Regions from separate parts of the Homo sapiens genome. Here region 1 is linked to region 2. A link is a loop called in an ENCODE intact Hi-C map of the cell type or tissue named here. Cell type or tissue: heart right ventricle. All regions are shown on one strand. Each heading gives the region's core, and the rest is flanking DNA. Links, peaks and the distances in the headings are about the cores only. Region 1 overlaps ATP8B1 (ATPase phospholipid transporting 8B1). Region 2 holds the start of ATP8B1 (ATPase phospholipid transporting 8B1).

The links. Peaks named below come from ENCODE experiments on the same cell type or tissue, not always from the same donor. Only the 100,000 strongest peaks of a DNase experiment are listed, where the experiment ranks them.
Region 1: it touches region 2 in a loop (2.2-fold over the local background); 10 of 110 quality-filtered maps call a loop at or near these places.

Annotation. Positions count from the first base shown.
Region 1 is chr18:57,707,318-57,716,937 of GRCh38, reverse strand. All of the region lies in intron 2 of ATP8B1 (ATPase phospholipid transporting 8B1), which reads left to right. Among named protein-coding and RNA genes, the nearest start is that of ATP8B1-AS1, 82 kb to the right of the region's middle. RefSeq lists an enhancer at 3,281-3,783. In heart right ventricle, for the core only: no CTCF peak of the experiment used is centred there; a DNase peak (open chromatin) is centred at 4,297; H3K27ac peaks cover 1,871 bases.
Region 2 is chr18:57,799,197-57,808,816 of GRCh38, reverse strand. ATP8B1 (ATPase phospholipid transporting 8B1) reads left to right here and starts at 5,502. Exons shown (of 28, transcript NM_001374385.1): 1 at 5,502-5,819. RefSeq lists an enhancer at 5,245-5,882. In heart right ventricle, for the core only: no CTCF peak of the experiment used is centred there; DNase peaks (open chromatin) are centred at 5,256, 5,346, 6,036, 6,706 and 1 weaker place; H3K4me3 peaks cover 4,028 bases; H3K27ac peaks cover 8,000 bases.

The sequences.
Region 1 (9,620 bases), core at 770-8,769, 92 kb after region 2:
AGACTCGTTCTGTGACTTAATATACGTTCTGTCTTTGAGAATGATCCACGTGCTGAGGAAAAGAATGTGTATTCTACAGCTGTTGTATGAAATATTTTATAAATATCTATTTGGTCTATAGTGCAGATTAAGTCCCATGTTTCTTTGTTGATTTTCTGTCTGGAAGATCTGTCCAGTGCTGAAAGTGTAGTGTTGATGTCTCCAGCTATTATTTTACTGGGGTCTATCACTCTCTTTAGCTCTAGTAATATTTGCTTTATATATCTGGGTGCTCCAGTGTAAGGTGGATAAATATTTAAAACTATTATATCCTCTTGCTGAACTGACCTCTTTATCATTATATAGTGACTTTGTCTCTTCTTATAGTTTTGTCTTGAAATCTATTTTGTCTGATATAAATATAGGTATCCTGTTCTTTTTTGCTTTCCATTGGCATGGAATATCTTCTTCAATCCCTTCATTTTCAGTCCAGGTGGAGTGTCTGTTGTAGGCAACAGATCACTGGGTCTTTTTTTTTTTTAAATCTATTCAGCCACTCTATATCTTTTGATTGACAGTTTAGCCCATTTACATTCGATGTTATATTGATAAGTAAGGACTTACTCTTGCCATTTTGTTATGTTTTCCGGTGGCTTTGTGGTCTTCTCTTCCTTCTTTCCTCCCTTCCCTTCTGCCTTTTAGTGAAGGTGGTTTTCTCTTGTGGTGTGCTTTAATTTCCTGCTTTTTATTTTGTATATATCCATTGTATGTTTTTTGATTTGAGGTTACCATGAGGCTTGTAAGTACTGTCTAATAACTCATTATTTTAAGCTAAAAGAAAACTAATAAACTCTACACTTTAACTTCCTCCCTCTGCTTTTTAACTTTTTATTGTTTCTATTTATATCTTATTGTACTATGTCTTGAAAAGTTGTTCTAGTCACTATTTTTTATCAGTTAATCTTTTAGTCATTTTACTGAAGAGTAGTTTACATGTCACAGTCACAGTGTTATACTATTCTGGGTTTTTCTGTATACTTAACTGTTACCAGTGAGTTTTGTGCCTTCAGGTGATTTCTTATTGCTCACTAACATCGTTTACTTTCTGATTAATGTACTCTGTTTAGCATTTCCTGTAGGACAGGTCTAGTGTTGATGAAATCCCTCAGCTTTTGTTTGTCTGGGAAGGTCTTCATTTCTCCTTTATGCTTGAATATATTTTCCTTCAGCACTTTAAATATGTCATGCCACTCTCTCCTGGCCTATAAGGTTTCCACTGAAAAGTCTGCTGCCAGACGTATTGGAGTGCCATTGTATTTTATTTGTTTCTTTTCTTTTGCTGCTTTTAGGATCCTTCCTTTTATCCTTGACTTTTAGGAATTTGATTACTAAATGCCTGAGGTAGTCTTCTTTGGGTTAATCTGCTTGGTGTTCTACAACCTTCTTGTTCTTGGATATTGATATCTTCCTCTAGGTTTGGGAAGTTCTCTGTTATTATCCTTTGAATAAACTTTCTACCCCTGTCTCTTTCTCTACCTCCACTTTAATGCCAATAACTCTTAGATTTGCTTTTTTAAGTCTATTTTCTAGATCTTGTAGGTGTACTTCTTTCTTTTTTATTCTTTTTTCTTCTGTCTCCTCTGACCATATTTTCCAATAGCTTACCTTCCAGCTCACTAATTCTTTGTTCCACTTATTCAATCCTGGTATTAAAAGTCTCTGATGCATTCTTCAGTATGTCGGTTGCATTTTTCAACTCCGGAATTTCAGCTTGACTCTTTTTAATTATTTCAATCTCTGTTACATTTATCTGATAGAATTCTAAACTTTTTCTGTGTTGTCTTGAATTTCTTTGAGTTTCCTCTTTGTTAAGTTTATCTGATAGAGTTCTGAATGTCTTCTCTGTGCTATCTTGAATTTCTTTGAGTTTCCTCAAAATGGCAATTTTGAATTTTCTGTCTGAAAGGTCATATAGTTTTGTTTCTGCAGGTTTGGCCCCTGGTGTCTTATTTAGTTTGTTTGGTGAAGTCATGTTTTCCTGGATGTTCTTGATGCTTGTGGATGTTCATCAATGTCTGGGCATTGAAGAGTTAGATATTTATTGTAGCTCTCACAGTCTGGGCTTGTTTATACCCATCCTTCTTGGGAAGGATTTCCAGGTATTCAAAAGAACTTGGATATTATGATTGAACCCATATCTGCATTAGGGGGCATCCCAAGCTCAATAACGCTGCATTTCTTGCAGACTATCTGGAAGAATTATCTGGATTATCAAGCCCACACTCTTGTTCTTGTTGCTTACTTTCTCCCAAACAGAATCAATCTCTCTCTCTCTCTTTTTTTGCTCTTTCTCTCTCCCCCTTCCCCCCTCCCTCCTCTCCCTTTCTCCTTCTCTCTCTCCCTCTGTTCTGGGCCACCCAGAGCTAGGGGGGTGGAGATACAAGCACCAATATGGCCATCACCACTGAGAATGTACTGGGTCAGACATGAAGCTGGCACCACACTGGGTCTCGCCATGGCCCACTGTAACCATGATCTGGCTGCCTATGTTCCCTCAATGCCCTGTTGTGAAGCCAGCCAGGCTAGCTTCAAGCCAGTGAGTTCCCCCAGGCTGCAGCCAGATCCAGAGATGCCATCTGGGAGCCATGGACTGGAGTCCAAAACCTTAGAAATCTGCTTGGTGTCCTATCTATTCTACTGTGGCTGAGCTGGCACTCAAACCATTAGCCAGTCCTTTCCACTATTCTGCCCTTTCCACAGGCTCAGGGGCCTCTCCCCATGTCCACCACCACCACAGGCCTATGAGGAGTGCTGCCAGGTTACTGCTGATGTTCGGTAAAGGCCTATGGCCTCTTCAGTCAGCTTGTGGTAAATCCTTTCAGTCACCCTTCAGGGCAGTGAGCTCCCCTCTGGCAAAAAGCAAGTCCAGAGATGTCATCCAAGAACCTAAGGCCTAGACTCAGGGACCCCAAGAGGGGTCTCTATTTGTTGCTTTACCCCACTGTGGCCAAGGTGGTAGCAAGTGCAAGGCAGGCTGGGCGCAGTGTCTCATGCCTGTAATCCCAGCACTTTGGGAGGCTGAGGCGGGCAGATCACTTGAGGCCAGGAGTTAGAGACCAGCCTGGCCAACATGGCGAAACCCTGTCTCTACTAAAAATAAAAAAAATTAGGCCGGGCGCGGTGGCTCACTCCTGTAATCCCAGCATGTTGGGAGGTCAAGGTGGGTGGAACACTTGAGGTCAGGAGTTCAAGACTGGCCTGACCAACATGGTGCAACCCCATCTCTACTAAAAATACAAAATTAGCCAAGCATGGTGGCACACACCTCTAATCCCAGCTACTCGGGAGGCTGAGGCAGGAGAATTGCTTGAACCCGGTAGGTGGAGGTTGCAGTGAGCTGAGATCGCACCACTGCACTCCATCCTGGGTGACAGAGTGAGAAACCATCTCAAATAAAATAAAATAAAATAAAATAAAATAAAAAATTTTTAAAAATTAGCTGGGCATGGTGGTACATGCCTGTAATCCCAGCTACTCAGGAGGCTGAGGCATGAGAATTGCTTGAACCCAGGAGGCACAGGTTGCAGTGAGCTGAGATGACACCATTGCACTCCAGCCTGGGCAAAATAGCAAGACTCTATCTCTGAAAAGAAAGAAAGAGAGAGAGAGAGAAAGAAAAAAGAAAGAAAGAAAGAGAAAGAAAGAAAGAAAGAAAGAAGGAAGGAAGGAAGGAAGGAAGGAAGGAAGGAAGGAAGGAAGGAAAGAAAGAAAGAAAGAAAGAAAGAAAGAAAGAAAGAAAGAGAAAGATCAAGAGCAAGACAAAGCACCCTTTAATTTTCCTTCTGCTTTTCTCAAGCGGAAGGAATCTCTCACCATGGCCACCACAGCTGGGAATGTGCTGGGTCACAACTAAAGCCAGAATATCTTAGCCTCAATTAAGGCCCACAGCCTTGGATATTAACTGGGTATCACTACTGTTTATTCAGGGCTCAAGGGCTCTTTCATCAGCAGGTGATGGATCCTGCCAGAGCTGGGTCCTTGCCCTGCAAGGCAGCAGGCTCCCTTCTGATCCAGGATTGTCTAGAAATGTTGTCTGGGAACTAGGGCCTGAAACAGCCTCATGACCCTGCCTGGTGCCCTATCCTACTGTGGCTGAGCTGGTATCCAAGATGCAAGACAAAGTTCTCTTTACTCCTCCCTCTCATCTCCTCAAGCAGAAGGAAGAGGTCTCTTTTGGAGCAGTGAGGTTGGCGGGGAGGGGCCGAGCAAGCATTCCACTAGCTGCTCTGGCTGGTGTCTCAGTAGGTCATGTGCCTGCTAAGTCAACTGGCTCCAAGTCCAGCTCAGCACTAGGACTTGCCTAAGAGTTGTAGTTCATGGGGCCTACACTGCCTTTCAATTTTATTTAGAGCCCCAGGGCACTTTGGCCCTCGGTGACGAGGTTTGCCAGAATTCAAGTTCTGACCAAGGTACAGGAGATTCCCCTCTGGCTAGGGCTGGTCTAAATGCTCCCTCTATGGTCTGGCATCAGCTGAGTTCAGCCTGCTTTTGCTTTCTACTGTCTGTAACAGGGCAGCACTGAGTTCAGTGCAAAGCCTCACAATCGCTGCACTGTCCCTCTCCCAAGCGTACAGATTTTCTCTCCATGCCACACATCTGGTGCTGGGGCTGGGGGAGGGGTGGCATTGGCAATTCAAGACTATTTTTCCTACCCTCTTCAGTCCTTTTTCAGCAATATAAAGTTAAAACCAGGTACTGTGAGTGCCTGATTTTTTGGTTTTTATAAAGGTGCTTTTTTGTTTGTAGATAGTTGTTAAATTTGATGTTCCTATGGGAATTACAATTCGTGCGAGCTTCTATTTGGCCACCTTGCTCCTCTCCATATTCGCCATATATATATATATATATATGCCAATAGAGGGAAGGAGAGGAATCACAAACATTGCTTTAAAACAGTAATACATGTAAATGATCCAATTAGAAAAGGGTCCAGAATGAAAATGAAGTTTTCCTTCCTGCCTCTCCTGTCCCTCAGTCATGCAGTTTCCTTTCCAAAAAAAATACTGCTGGTCTGGGCACGGTGGCTCACACCTGTAATCCCGGCACTCTGGGAGGCCAAGGCAGGAGGATAGCTTGTGGGCAGCAGTTCAAGACCAGCCTGGTCTGCAAAGCAAGACCTCATCTTTACAAAAAAATTTAAAAATTAGGTACGATGGCGTGCACTTTAGTCTCAGCTACTCCAGAAGTTGAGGTGGGAGGATCACTTGAGCCCAGGAGTTCAGAGGCTGCAGTGAGCTATGAGCATGCCACTGCACTCCAGCCCAGGTGCCACAGTGAGACTTTGTCTTTTAAAAAAATGACAAAAAGAAATTACGGTTACCAGTTTCTCAAAATATGTCCTTCCAGAGAGATACACGTTTGTATGCGCAAAGAATGCTTGCAAACTTGCTTCCTCATATACCCATACACATATGCAGAAACAGATGTGCACGTGTGTGTACATATATGCATTCATATTGTGTATGAATTCTATGCATCACACAGCTGAAAGCACAAGATGGTAGATACCCTTCTGCTTTTGTCTCTTAACAGTGTAATTTGGAGGTAATTCCTACCATATTTATGGGGTCACCTCATTCTTTTTTTGCTGACTGCATAGGCTATCATTGTAATCGTGTTTAACTGGCTGTTCCCAGTAGGCATTTGGGTTGTTTCTAGTCGTTCTGATAAATAGGGCTGCATTGAAAATCCCTGCAGTAGGTACATGGGGGATATTTCCTAGAAGTGTGATTATTTGGTCAGTGCATGTGTGTGTTAAATTTTGAGATCTGGCCAAATTACTCTCCATAAAGGCTACCTCAGAGTGTCTGTTTCTCTGCTCTCTTTTGAACCTAGAATGTCATCCCAAGCATTACCATGTGCCAATGTTTTGCTATTATAGGATAAAAACTACTATCTCAGTGAAGAATTGCATTTCTCTTTTAGGAACCCAAATATCTTCTCACAGGTTTAAGAGCCATTTGAGGCCAGGTACAGTGGCTCATGCCCATTATCCCGGCACTTTGGGAGGCCGAGGTGGGCAGATCACCTGAGGTCAGGAGTTCAAGACCAGTCTGGCCAACATGATGAAACCCGGTCTCTACTAAAAATACAAAAATTAGCCGGGCATGATGGTGGGCGCCTGTAACCCCAGCTACTCAGGAGAGTGAGGCAGGAGAATCTCTTGAACCCAGGAGACGGAAGTTGCAGTGAGCTGAGATCGCATCATTGGACTCCAGCCTCAGCGAGAACAGCATTGAATTTCCCTTTGTATGAACTGTCTTTTCATGTCCTTTAGCCATTCTCTCTTCAATTGTTTCTATGGTTTTTTTTTCTTTTTGATGTTGGACTTTTTATCTACTTGTTTTCCTTGTTTGCTGCAGTGTGTACCAACCAGTGCAGCTTCTTGGTTGTTGGTGGGTCTGTAAGCAAGCGTTCGGAGCCAGCACAGAGAGGATGAGAGGAGGGCTGCACTCATCTGCTCTTCCAGATGGCACTGATCAAAGGACGTGGTGATCATGGGAACACTCTGGAGAGCACGTAGCCATATTTAGATATATTGACAACACAACCATTTAGTAGACTCAGGGTGACTTTAAGCCACATGTCACATGGCAGCTGTTAAAATCATCTCTGTACATGTACATGGATAGTTCTGATGGCACACCCTTGTTAGCTTTGTAGCTTTTAGCTAAAGGGCCATATGGTGAAGGTGCATTTTTTGCATTTCTTATTTCTTCTCTTTTCTTTGTCAATATATCCATTCTAGAAAATGAGATGAGCCAGGCACAGTGTGGTGCATGCCTGTAATCCCAGCTACTCTGAAGGCTGAGGCAGGAGGATCACTTGAGCCCAGGAATTTGAGGCCAGCCTAGGCACTGGGCAACATAGTGAGACTCCGTCTCTTAAAAAAAAAAAAAAAGAAAAGAAAAGAAAAAGTGGCCAGGCATGGTGACTCAAGCCTGTAATCCCAGCACTTTGGGAGGTCGAGGCAGGTGGACCACCTGAGGTTAGGAGTTTGAGAACAGCCTGATCAATATGGTGAAACCCTGTCTCTACTAAAAATACAAAAATTAGCCGGGCGTGGTGGTGTGCACCTGTAGTCCCAGCTACTCGGGAGGCTGAGATAGGAGAACTGCTTGAACCTGGGAGGCAGAGGCTGCAGTGAGCTGAGATCGCACCACTGCACTCCACCCTGGATGACAGAACAAGACTGTCTCAAACAAAAAAAAAATGAAAAAAGAAAGAAAAAAGGACAAAAAAAGAAAATGGGGCAAGATGCTTACTCTTTCTGTAAATTATCTTTGTAGTTCAAGTGTCCAGTAAAGTTCTCTGTTCCAAGCAGACACTTAAAATAAATATTTGCTCAAAAAGGTCAATTCCTCCACGTGCTGTTTTGCTGCCCTTCCTAAAGGCATGTGTATCAGTGCAGCACTTCTTAACTGATGTTAATAAGTGTTCTGTGATTTTTTAAAAAGTGCCTATGATTATATTAATTTTGGAAAAGCTATTTTAAATATTAAAGCATTTTAAACATTTAACTTATAAAATAAAATCAGTTTATTTACTACAGGACTTCTCACAGCCTTTAATGTACAAGCAAATCCACCGAACTTCCAAGAGAGGGTTGCAAGGTGCTGTCTTCTGCAAGTGTGTCTGTCCATGGAGCTCTGTTTTCATATTTTCATGGTATCTCATTGAAATACAGCTCAAGCAATTAGCCTAAACTCATAGATGAATAAAGAGTAGACATCAATTTGTTTGTCCCCTGATTTGTCTGAATTAGGCCAAACAAGGATCTTTAACTGGAAATAGGGTTATTGATTACTTGACTGCAGTCAGATTTCTAAAATTGAGTAAAAACGTGTTTGCGGTTCAATTGCAGACAAAGACATACTGGTTACTTTCTCCAGGCTCCCCACAGTATTGGCAGAAGTGTAAAATTAAGAGATCAAGGTCATTTCTGGTAACCCCTCACTGCACCTACTCGAGGTCTGATGCCACCCTCTCTGTCTGAATCATCCAAATCAAAATTGGCCAGGGATGAGGGTATAGTGCTGGGACCAGACAGAGCCACCACCAGCTGGTGGCTTAATTATGAAGCAAATTTATAGAGCCACAAGGGGGATGGACCAGAAGTGGACTGGGAAAGATCATTATGTCCAGCTCCTTAACAGGGCAGTTTCTTCTTTCCACTTGAGTTATTTCTAAAATTGACTTTTTAAAAATCCCTTATTGGCCTTTTCTGTCTTCTTGAGAAATCTTGTCTGTTTTTCTTCTCAGCCTTCCTGAAATGCGTAACAGTGGTTCTGAACAGTGTTCTAGAACCCTGGTGGTGGGGATGTGTCACAAGTCATCTGTGTGCTAAAGTAAACCATTAAAAGCACATGCATTTGCAAATTACCACCAAATAGAATGGATTCAAGAGTACCTTATGTAAGGTCTTATCTACCTACTTTGAGAACGCCTTTTTGAGTGGAATGAGCTGTTCTGATTGCCTATGTGATTACAGTGCTTATGAGTGGCTTTATATTTCCATTTTTATTTTCCCTTTTGATAAGATTGCACTTGAGCTACAAAGATACCAGGAACATTTTCATTTGTAATAACACAACTGTTATGATTACCCGATGAAAGGCAGCCAAAATGATGCGAGAAAAATGTTCAATAGTGATATTGTGGCTTTAAAAAAGCAATCAGGTTAATTATTTGCATTCCTCAATAGTCTACACTTGTTACTTTTTTTTTTTTTTTTTTTTTTTGAGACAGAGTTTCCGTCTGTCGCCCAGGCTGGAGTGCAGTGGCACTATCTCGGCTCACTGCAACCTCTGCCTCCCAGGTTCAAGAGATTCTCCTGCCTCAGCCTCCTGAGTAGCTGGGATTACAGGCATGCACCACCATGCCCCATTACTTTTTTGTGTTTTTAGTAGAGACGGGGTTTCACCATGTTGGCCAGGCTGGTTTTGAACTCCTGACCTCAAGTGATCCATCCACCTCGGCCTCCCAAAGTGCTAGGATTACAGGCATGAGCCACCATGCTCGGCCTACACTTGTTACTCTTGCCATATTGTCTATATTTCCTTTGGAGTAGGAGTCTAGAAAATACATCATTTTGCCAGGCACAGTGGCTCACGCCTGTAATCCCAGGACTTTGGGAGGCCAAGGCTGGTGGATCACCAGGTCAGAAGTTCAAGACCAGACTGGCCAATATGGTGAAACCCCGTCTCTACTAAAAATACAAAAATTAGCCGGGTGTGGTGGCAGGCACCTGTAATCCCAGCTACTCAGGAGGCTGAGGCAGAAGAATCACTTGAACCCGGGAGGCAGAGGTTGCAGTGAGCCGAGATCACACAATCTTTATTATTATAGTTGTTAAGACTGATATTTTTGTAATTTTTTACTTTCAAGTGTCTTTTAATATATTCCCATCTCCAAAAATAGTTGTGCCACACTCATTGTTAATTTCTCTTCTCTGCCAATTTGGTGGGGATTCATCAACACCTAGTTCTCTCCATTATGTGCGTCACTCAAGGGAGCTTCATCCAGCATGCATGTTCATGGAGAACTTGGTGCCAAAGAGGTGCTTCCTCATTCTCTTTTCT
Region 2 (9,620 bases), core at 647-8,646:
CACTTTGGGAGGCTGAGGAGGGCAGACCACTTCAGGTCAGGAGTTCGAGACCAGCCTGGCCAACATGGTGAAACCCCATCTCTACAAAAAAATACAAAAACTAGCTGGGCGTAGTTGTGCGTGCCTGTAATCCCAGCTACTTGGGAGGCTGAGGCAGGAGAATCACTTGAGCCTGGGAGGTGGAGATTGCAGCAAGCTGAGATCGCGCCACTGCACTCCAGCCTGTCGACAGAGTGAGACTGTCTCAAAAAAAAAAAAAAAATCTAGTAAACTTCTATTCACAGCAACCTGGAATTAGCCACATTTAGGGTGCAGGTCAGGAAGGAAGAGGGATAAAGTCCAAAAGGTAAATGTGTTTTCATGACACAATGGAAAATGATGAGAACAGAGCCTAAGATAATACATACAAACTTCCTACAACTACAGGAACACATGGCGACATATACTAACAACAATCGCAAGTTATTTTGGAAAATTATTCATGAACTGTCTGTATTAATTTTACTCATTAAGTTTAACTGGTGTTACATTATCAACATCAGGTAATGTTTATTACATTTCCATAGAGAAATACAGTAAGTGGTTTATTAAAATCTCTTCCTTGTAGAAAAGAATGGTAGACAATCCTACACATTTGCATGCTTATGAATACAAAAGAAAGGGAAGTGAATTTTAATAACATGAATAATTCCTCCTGTAACATTTTATGCATGTTAAGTCTGTGTGATTGCCAAAATCATTGAGACACATTTAGTTACTTGATGTTTAATATTTCTTTTGCAATCTAATTTCTTATTTTAAAATGTTAGTCAGAAAAAAAGAAGTCATTAAGTAGTAAAGGAAGTGGAAAGCCTTGTAACTTAGAAGGAATGTTGGAAAACTCATTGTGCCAGAGAAAATAGAATATATCATCTGTATTTGTTGTTTTAAAAGCCATTTCGAAGGATGTGGGGCAGATATTTGAAAATTCTAATGTCACTTATTGCTAGGACAGATTCACATAAGAGGTGTCTTATCAGATTTAAAATTCTGGATCTGGTCTGGATAATGACTGTGAAGAACTTTCAACTGAGTTAATCTTGACTGCCAAGCATGGGTTACAATAGCACCTAGTGCAGCATGAGTCTTTCCATTGGCATTAAATGCTTTAGCTTAAACGACCACTGGGCTTAGCAAAGAACTGAATACAAGCAGTATCACCTCCATTTAAACATATCTTTTATCACTTATCTTATCTTGTAAAAAAAAAAATTCCAGGAAATAAATTTTCAGTAAAACTGAGCTAGCTCTCTTGGCAACCTCCCTGGCTTTCCTACCCACATCATGCAAATGTACATAAGACTGCTGCCAAGAAAAGGGGGGAAAAAAGAAACAGAGGAAATTATGAACTACAAAAGTTGAAAATCATTGTTACCCTCTTTTAGAAATGGCTATTTCTGGGCACAATGGCTGCAGTGAGCAATGGTCACCACTGCACTCTGGCCTGGGTGCCAGAGTGAGACCCTGTCTCAAAAAAATAATAAAAAATAAAACATAAAAAGAAATGGCCATTTCTGTTACATTTCGTGATTTCCCCCAGCAGCTCGTTGGTTACTAAATGAGAGTGACTTCTAAATAAAACCAGAGTGTTTATTCAATCCCATCTGAGAATGCTGAGAAAGGGCTGCCAAGGCTGGTGGAATCAGGGCTCTGCCAGGACAAAGAAGTCATCTCTCAGTGACTCATGTAAGATGCATTTTAAAATTGTTGCATGTGAGACACTTCCAGTGATTGCCCTGACAAGGCACCCCAAAATTTGGCATGGTTCTTTCAGAAAGGACAAGGTCGGTTTCCAGGTGAGCTAATTCCTTCATCAGCAACACCAGCTGATGCACTCTGAGAACCTCCTTCCTAAGATGAGGAAGACTTACATAGGGGAAGTGTTCTAGGATAAGGTTGTGGAGTTGTGTGGGTGTGGGTGTTTTGTTTTGGTTTTGTTTTTTTTTTTAATTTTTTTTTTGGAGACAGTGTCTTGCCCTGTCACCCAGGCTTGAGTGCAGTGGTGCAATCACAGCTCACTGCAGCCTTCACTTCCTGGGCTCAAAGGATCCTCCCACCCCAGCCTCCTGAGTAGCTGGGACTACAGGTGCGGGCCACCACACCCAGCTAATTTTATTTTGTATTTTTTGTAGAGATGGGATTTCACCATGTTTCCCAGGCTGGTCTCGAACTCCTAGGCTCGAGCAATCCACTGGCCTCAGCCTCGCAAAGTGCTGGGATTATAGGCGTGAGGCACTGCGCCTAGGATAAGGTTTTAACATGCCTCCATCTGGTGGGTTCCATGCAAAATGGGTTTTCAAAGGATTTGTCTCATCAAAGATGAAACTCTACCTTCTTGCAAGTCATTTTTCAAATGCAGCTTTTCAAGAAGCCTACCCTGACCACATTATTTAAAATTGTGACTCATCCTCCAAATCCTAATCTCTTAATCCTGCTCAATTATTATTAGTAGTAGTATTATTATTCGCTCTGTTGCCCAGGCTGGAGTGCAGTGGGGCAATCTCAGCTCACTGCAACCTCTGCCTTCAGGGTTCAAGCAATTATCTGCCTCAGCCTCCTCAGTAGCTGGGATTACAGATGCCCACCATCACGCCTGGCTAATTTTTTGTATTTTTAGTAGAGACAGGGTTTCACCATCTTGGCCATGCTGATCTTGAACTCCTGACCTCATGATCCACCTGCCTTGATCTCCCAAAGTGCTGGGATTACAGGTGTGAGCCATCGTGCCTGGTCTATTATTTTTTAATGTATAAATCTTAAGCATACAGGTCAATGAATTCTTGCATATGCGTCTACTCGTATAATTATCATTCAGATCAAGAAATATAACTTTTACAGCACTCCAAAAGGCAGCTCCTTCAGGGGCCTTCTCCCAGTCCAGCCTGTTCTATTTTTTCAAAGCATTTGCCACCTTTTAAGATACTTGCCGAGTGCAGTGGCTCACGCCTATAATCCCAGCACTTTGGGAGGCTGAGGTGGGTGGATCATGAGGTCACGAGTTCACGACCAGCCTGACCAACATGGTGAAACCTGTCTCTACTAAAAATACAAAAATTAGCCTGGCCTGGTGGCTGTGCCTGTAACCCCAGCTACTCGGGAGGCTGCGGCAGGAGAATTGCTGGAACCCAGGAGGTGGAGGTTGCAGTGAGCCGAGATCACACCACTGCACTCCAGCCTGTGCAACAGAGCGAGCCTCTGTCTAAAAAAAAAAAAAAAAAAAGATATTTGATTGGCTCATAGATGTACCCAAGCAACTAGAAAACTGCCTGACACACAGTAGGCACTCACACTCAAATCTTTGTTGAATGAAAGAATATTATTTTATTTTGAGACAGAGCCTCGCTCTGTTGCCCAGGCTGAAGCGCAGTGGCACAGTCTCGGCTCACTGCCTGCCACCTCAGTCTCCCAGGTTCAATTGATTCTCCTGCTTCAGCCTCTTGAGTAGCTGGGACCACAGGCGCCCGCCACCATGCTTGGCTAATTTTTGTATTTTTAGTACAGGTGGTGGCTCATGACTGTAATCCCAGCACCTTGGGGGGCTGAGGCAGGTGGACCGCTTGAACTGGGGAGTTCAAGACAAGCCTGGGCAACATAGTGAAACCCAACCCTGTCTCTATAAATAAATAAACAAGTAAATAAATGCAGACATCAGAATGGTATTGATCAGATCTAGGTACAGGTGTAGATTGGATGCGTCCTTGTTTAGTCTCTTCTATGTAACATTTTCTTGGACAGGTTGAGCACTTGGTAGTGGATCTGCAAGGAGGGGGTGCCCCCTTTAGTCTGGAATCCCCTCTTGATTCCTAGGTTTGCTGGCATTTATCCAGATAGGGGCAGAGTCTTCCTAAACGGCTTCCCTCCTTTGGAGTCTGCTGCTCCTTGCATGCCATAACCCAGTCTTGAGAACCTGGCTCACCTTCCATTGCTCCCCTCTCCCAGTCAGTTGCAGGTTGTGGCCACTTCGTGCCCTATCTCTCTTCTGTGGTGTCCCTTGAATTTCCTCCTTTTTACTTCCCCTGGCAACTCCTCCGTATGTCGCTGTCCCAGCCTCTCAAGTGATTCTCCCATCTTCAGTTTTATCCTCTCTAGACTATCTCCCTATTATTTTCCCTAAAACACAACCTTGATCATGCTCATGCTCGGTCCTAAATTGTCAACGGTTTGCAGGTGCTACCAAAAACAAGTCTAAATGTCTTAGATCAACCAGTGTCACCAACAGGCCCTATGTTCTCTTGCATCGGTACCTTTGTTCTGTCGTTAGCTTCAGAATATAAGTGCTGGAAGAGACCATCTGGTCCAATCTCATTTTACAAATGAGGAAACTGAGGCCTGGATAGATTGAGTGACTGACCAGCACCTAGTCAGAGATCAAGTTTGACTCATGAAAAAGAAGCCTAGAGCAGCCTCGGGGTTGGTATCAGACAAGATTCTACCAGTTGGCCACCCGTTGAATACCCTCTCTACACAACTCTGATCCTTAAAGCTGTGGATCTTTGAGTCCCATCAAGCACGGCCTCCTGTAGGAAGCCTCTGTGATGACCCAGTTGGGAGTCTGGACTCTTGGGCATAGATGTGAGCCTCTAGGTGACTGGGAATCGTGTGGGAGTCCTGGCTCCCCTACTGCATTTTAAGCAAACTCTGATCTTTGATTTTCCTCCATTCTTATCCCAACGACTCGGTCCATAGTCGGGGAGCGGCAAAAGTCTACTCAAGAAGGAGGGTAATGTCTATACTGCCAGGGAGGCACGATTCACCCGCTCAGACACCAGCCAGCAACGAGGCGCTGAGTCCAAAATTTCCACCTACACCGCGTGGTTCACGGGCCGCACCTTAACTCCTTTTGACTCCAAACCCAAAAAAACTCGATAGCGTTTGGACTCGGCAGAAAGCCTGCTGGCTGCAATCACAGGATACGTTTCTGGAAGTCTTGAGGCGCAGCCTCTTTCTTCACCCTCCACGCGGCGAACTTTGACGCGCATTCGGTGACCGGTCCCCAAACATGACTTGGCATCAAGAGGACACAGCTCCCCTTACCGAGGGAGCTCAGGTCCCGGGCGCGCCGCGGCCCCGCCAGCTTTCCAGGCTGGCTCAGTCCTCGACCCGGGGTGACGGCCAAGCCAGCCAAGGGCAGCGGGAAAGTGACGCTGGGCTGGAGAGGTGTGGTGGCGAGTGCGGCCCCCGGGGAGCTAAGAGCAGCCGCAGCAACTGGGTCTCAGGCTGGGCGAGGCAAGGGCTCGTAGGCTGGGCTCGGAAGACTGAAAGGGGTGCCCACCTGACTCCAGGACGCACGGAGGGCGTGGGGCAGGAGCTGGACCTGGGCCGCCTCGGGCCGCCCCGGGGCTTGCAGTCCAGCCCCTCTCCGCCCTAGGGAGGGAAAAAGGGAGGGGAGAAGGCCGAGCCCGCCTCCAGCCCCAGCCCCAGCCCCAGCGAGGCTCGGCGGCCGCGGCTGCTGGAGGGAAACCAGAGGCACCTCCCCGAGCGGAGAAACCAGTTTGGCCGGTCCGGCGGAGCGGAGGCAAAAGGGCGGCTGCAGAGGAAGGGTGCACGGACGCGGGGCGGGGAAAGGCGGGGGAGCCACTAGCGAGCCGCGAGAGCCGGAGGTGCCGCCGCCAACTAGACACGCTTCCCCGGGCCCCCGGCCAGCCCCCGTGCGCCATGCAGCGCTAGCGCGGCGGCCAGGGCTGGGGCCGGGCGGGCGGCGGCAGCGGCCAGGTGCGCAGCGAGCGCTCCGAGCGGCGCGCACCAGGCGGATGCCCCAGCCGGGGCCCAGCGAACGCCAGGTAAGCAGGGGTGCGGCGCCGGGGGCCCCCAGACCTTCCCAAGCCCCTTGGCCCGGCGGTGTCCTGCAGGTTCCCTGGCCGCTCCCGCCGCACTTTGGAGATCCGGGATGCGGCGGCAGCAGCTGTCAGCGCCCTCGGACTCCCGAGCCCGCACAGGTGGGATTTGGGTGGAGGTGCTGGGAGCCCCCGAGGCCTCGGGGACGGCGAGACACGGCCGGCTGGGCAGGCAGCGCTGCGGAGAGTTCCGTGGGGTTTTCACCTGCCTAGAGGAGGGAAATCTCGGGGTGTTTGGGTTCTTCGATCGGTAGCGACACACATGTCCGGGGGTTAAGCCAGGTAGGGCTTGCGGCTCCTTGGGGGATGCCGCTGGCTCCTGTGCGGTGGCTACCGCCCCTCTGGAAGACCCCGGTGACCGGGTCCTGCTGGGGCGCTCTTTGGGAGCAGATGCCAACGTGTCCGAAAAGGACTTGCGGGCCAAACGTATCTGACCGCGGCCCACCTGCCGGGAGGGATGGAGGGGGTGAGATCGCTCTCCTCCCCAGCTCCTGTGGCAGGGCCAGGTACTCCCAGACATCTTCCGTGCGCTTTATTGTGGGATGGGGAGGGGAGGTGATGGGGAAGACCGACACCACTGTTTTTCCGGTGACTGTCGGGTCGCGTCCGCCAGCCCCGCTGAGATGGCTGCAGGCATCTCCTTCCCTCAGCAGTTTGGTGCCCTGCGCTGTCACCTCGCTGTGTGCACGAGGAGGGGCAACTTGTTGGGGGGCGCGGGGAGATGTTGCAGAGAATGGCCCAGTGCTTTAACACCCCTCGCCCCCACTTCTCCAACTCCCTCCTTCTCCCCAAAGTGAAAGAAAAGTTCTGAAGTGTCTGCCCAACTTTTCCGACGGAGGCGTGTGCCTGTGGTCCCTGCCGGGGGTTGGTGGCTGGTTGCGGGGGGGGGCGGTGCTCGGAGCGCAGATCCGTGACGGTTGTACGGGGGAGACTGGATTGCAGTAAGGATGCAAATTGGGGAAGGGGGATTGACACGCAGAAGTAAGGAGGACTTGGGCCGCGCTTCTGCCCGGTGAGTACCCGCTCAACCCTACCCGACCCCCTTGGCCTGCACGCGCTGCCCTTGGGGGCTGCAAGCTCTTCCTGGGTAGCTCCAGACGCCGCCGAGTTCCTCTCCCGGAAACTGGCCTCCCTGTTGGCGTGAGAAAATATTCGCTCCCATCTTCCTGGTTGCATTGCCTTCAAAATTTTGCCACTACCCATGGGAAACTAAAAAAAGAAAAAACTAGTGGGATGTTTGGAGATCACCCGGCACACGGTAGGTTATCGATGAAGGTTAACTGCTTTCAGGAACAAAAGCTAAAAAAAACCACGCGTGATAAAGCCTCCAGGGATAGTGAATACGAGCCCGTATATATGGGGGACACGACAGCAAATGTGAAGTAGAAGCGCTAATTTTCGTCCGCTAAGGAATACTTTTGTGTTAGACCTAAGATGCCGTTCATTAATTCTGGGCCTGTTGTTGAAGGCTTTATTAAACCCTATTATAAATGCGCAGACTGTGCACAAGATGATTAATGCTTATTAGCTGATTACTTTCTGGGGGAGAAGTCACGCCTGCCTGCAGTTAACTCCTCTGAATTCTCTTAATGATTTTCATTAGGTGGTGGAGTTTTCCTTGCTATAATTTTGGGAAGGAACATTAACCACTTTGTTCATTCGTCGTTTTCCAGTGGCTGTATTTTAGTAACTTTTAGTGATTCTTTGCGTGGGTTATTAAGGGCCGAGCAAGACTCTTTTGGTTATTACTGTCCAACACAGATGCCACCTGTGTGAGGTCAGCTCTGGCTGCTTTCAAGTTTTCCTTATGGATTTTAAGGAACACACACACCTGTGTGCACATGTTATTACATCCTAGTGATAGAACTGGGAGAGGTTTTGTTTTGTTTTTTGTTCAATAGAAGTTTAAAAATAATAATGTGGTACAGCAAATGGCTTCGCAAAAAGAAGTCTTCGGTGGTAAGGCAAGTTCAGGACTGATTTTATGTTTAATCTGATTTTCAGTCTAGGGGATCTTAGTGCTAATGGAGTCACTACCAGATCTGGCTGTAGAATGTTCTTTTCCTTTCCTTCCGTCCATTCCTCTTTCCTCTTTCTTTTCCATCCTTTTGAAGCAAGGAGTAGTGGAAAATATAAAAATGCCCACAGATTTCAGTTCTTTTCCTTATTAATTGTATAACCTTAAATGAATTCTTGTTTTCTGAACCTCTGTTTGCTGCTCTGTTGAGGGGAAAAGATATTATCAATCTCTTTGGATTGTTGAAAGAATTAAATCAGAGAACATATGAATGTTCTTTATATATAGTCAGTGTTTGAATGTTGGTTTCTTACTTTCTTTATTAGATTGATATCTAAAAATACTATTATTGCAGGTATCTGGTATATTTTTAAGATTTTATTGCCTTATGAATTAAAATTCCATTTTAGTTTTTTATAAGCAACATTCACAGAATGCAGGTAATTCTAACAACTCCAGAGAGATTTTTCCTAGTTACCTTTGCTCTTTAGTGTCGGTTACTGAAAAAGAAACCGATGCACTCATGAATGCAGAGGAACTTGCTTTTTAGGTACCAGAACAAGTTGTTTTTTAAAATTTTTTATAAATAAAATACATAGAGACAGGGCCTTGTTATGTTGCCCAGGCTGATCTAAAACTCCTGGCCTCAAGCAATCCTCCTGCCTTGGCCTCCCAAAGTGCTGGGATTACAGGTGTGAGCCACTGTGCCTGGCCCCAGAACAATTTATGTCCCAAATCTCTCTAAAAAGAGATGCCTTTTAAATTGCTTAAGCACTTAATTTTAGAGTTTATTTGTACACTTGGTTCTAGTTTAGTCTCCTGGAAAGTTTTTCTTAGTGGTGTCTTTAGGTATCTTGTGAGTTTTCAGGTCTGTTGACATTCAGTTAGATTAATTGTATTCATGCCTGTAGGTTTTTTGTTTCTTATTAAGTAAAAAATTAATTTGCTGCCAGAAGAGTGTTAATACCATAAAAAGAAGACAGGTTATATTTTTCATTTTGTTAACCAAGTTACTCCTGAATCCCCATTCCCATGCCCAGCTAAAAGTAATACCTAATCTAAGATCTTTTGAGGTCCTCTATCACTGAAGACCTGGTATTGTTTAGGAAGATTCTGAAAGCATATATATGTGCATGTATGTATATAGATATGAGCATGTCTATATACGTGTGTATATGTATATATTAGTCTTGTTTCTCATTTTCTTTTTTTTTTTTTTTTTGAGACAGAGTCTTGCTCTGTCGCCCAGACTGGAGTGCAAGTGGTGTAATCTCACTGCAACCTCCTCTTCGCTGGTTCAAGCAATTCTCGTGTCTCAGCCTCCCGAGTAACTGAGATCACAGGCGTGTGCCACCATGCTCAGCTAATTTTTGTATTTTTAGTAGAGACGGGTTTCACCATGTTGGCCAGGCTAGTCTCAAACTCCTGGCCTCAAGCAATCCACCAAAGTGGCCTCCCAAAGTGCTGGGATTATAGGCGTGAGCCACCGCACCCGGCCTCATTTTCTTAAAAAACAGATAACTTTTTATCATCTGAATCTTTAAGGCCATATTGGTACTTTCTTTGATACTTATAAATGCACTGCACTTTTAAATAAATTGTTGCCCAACCCTTCCACAATGAGAAATATGTTTCATAACTGGTCCCTGCAAGCAGTCCAGAGGCAGCAGTGAAACAGAGGTTGCCAGCCTTGGAGTCTTTTGACCTGGGTTGGAACGCAGGCCTCATAG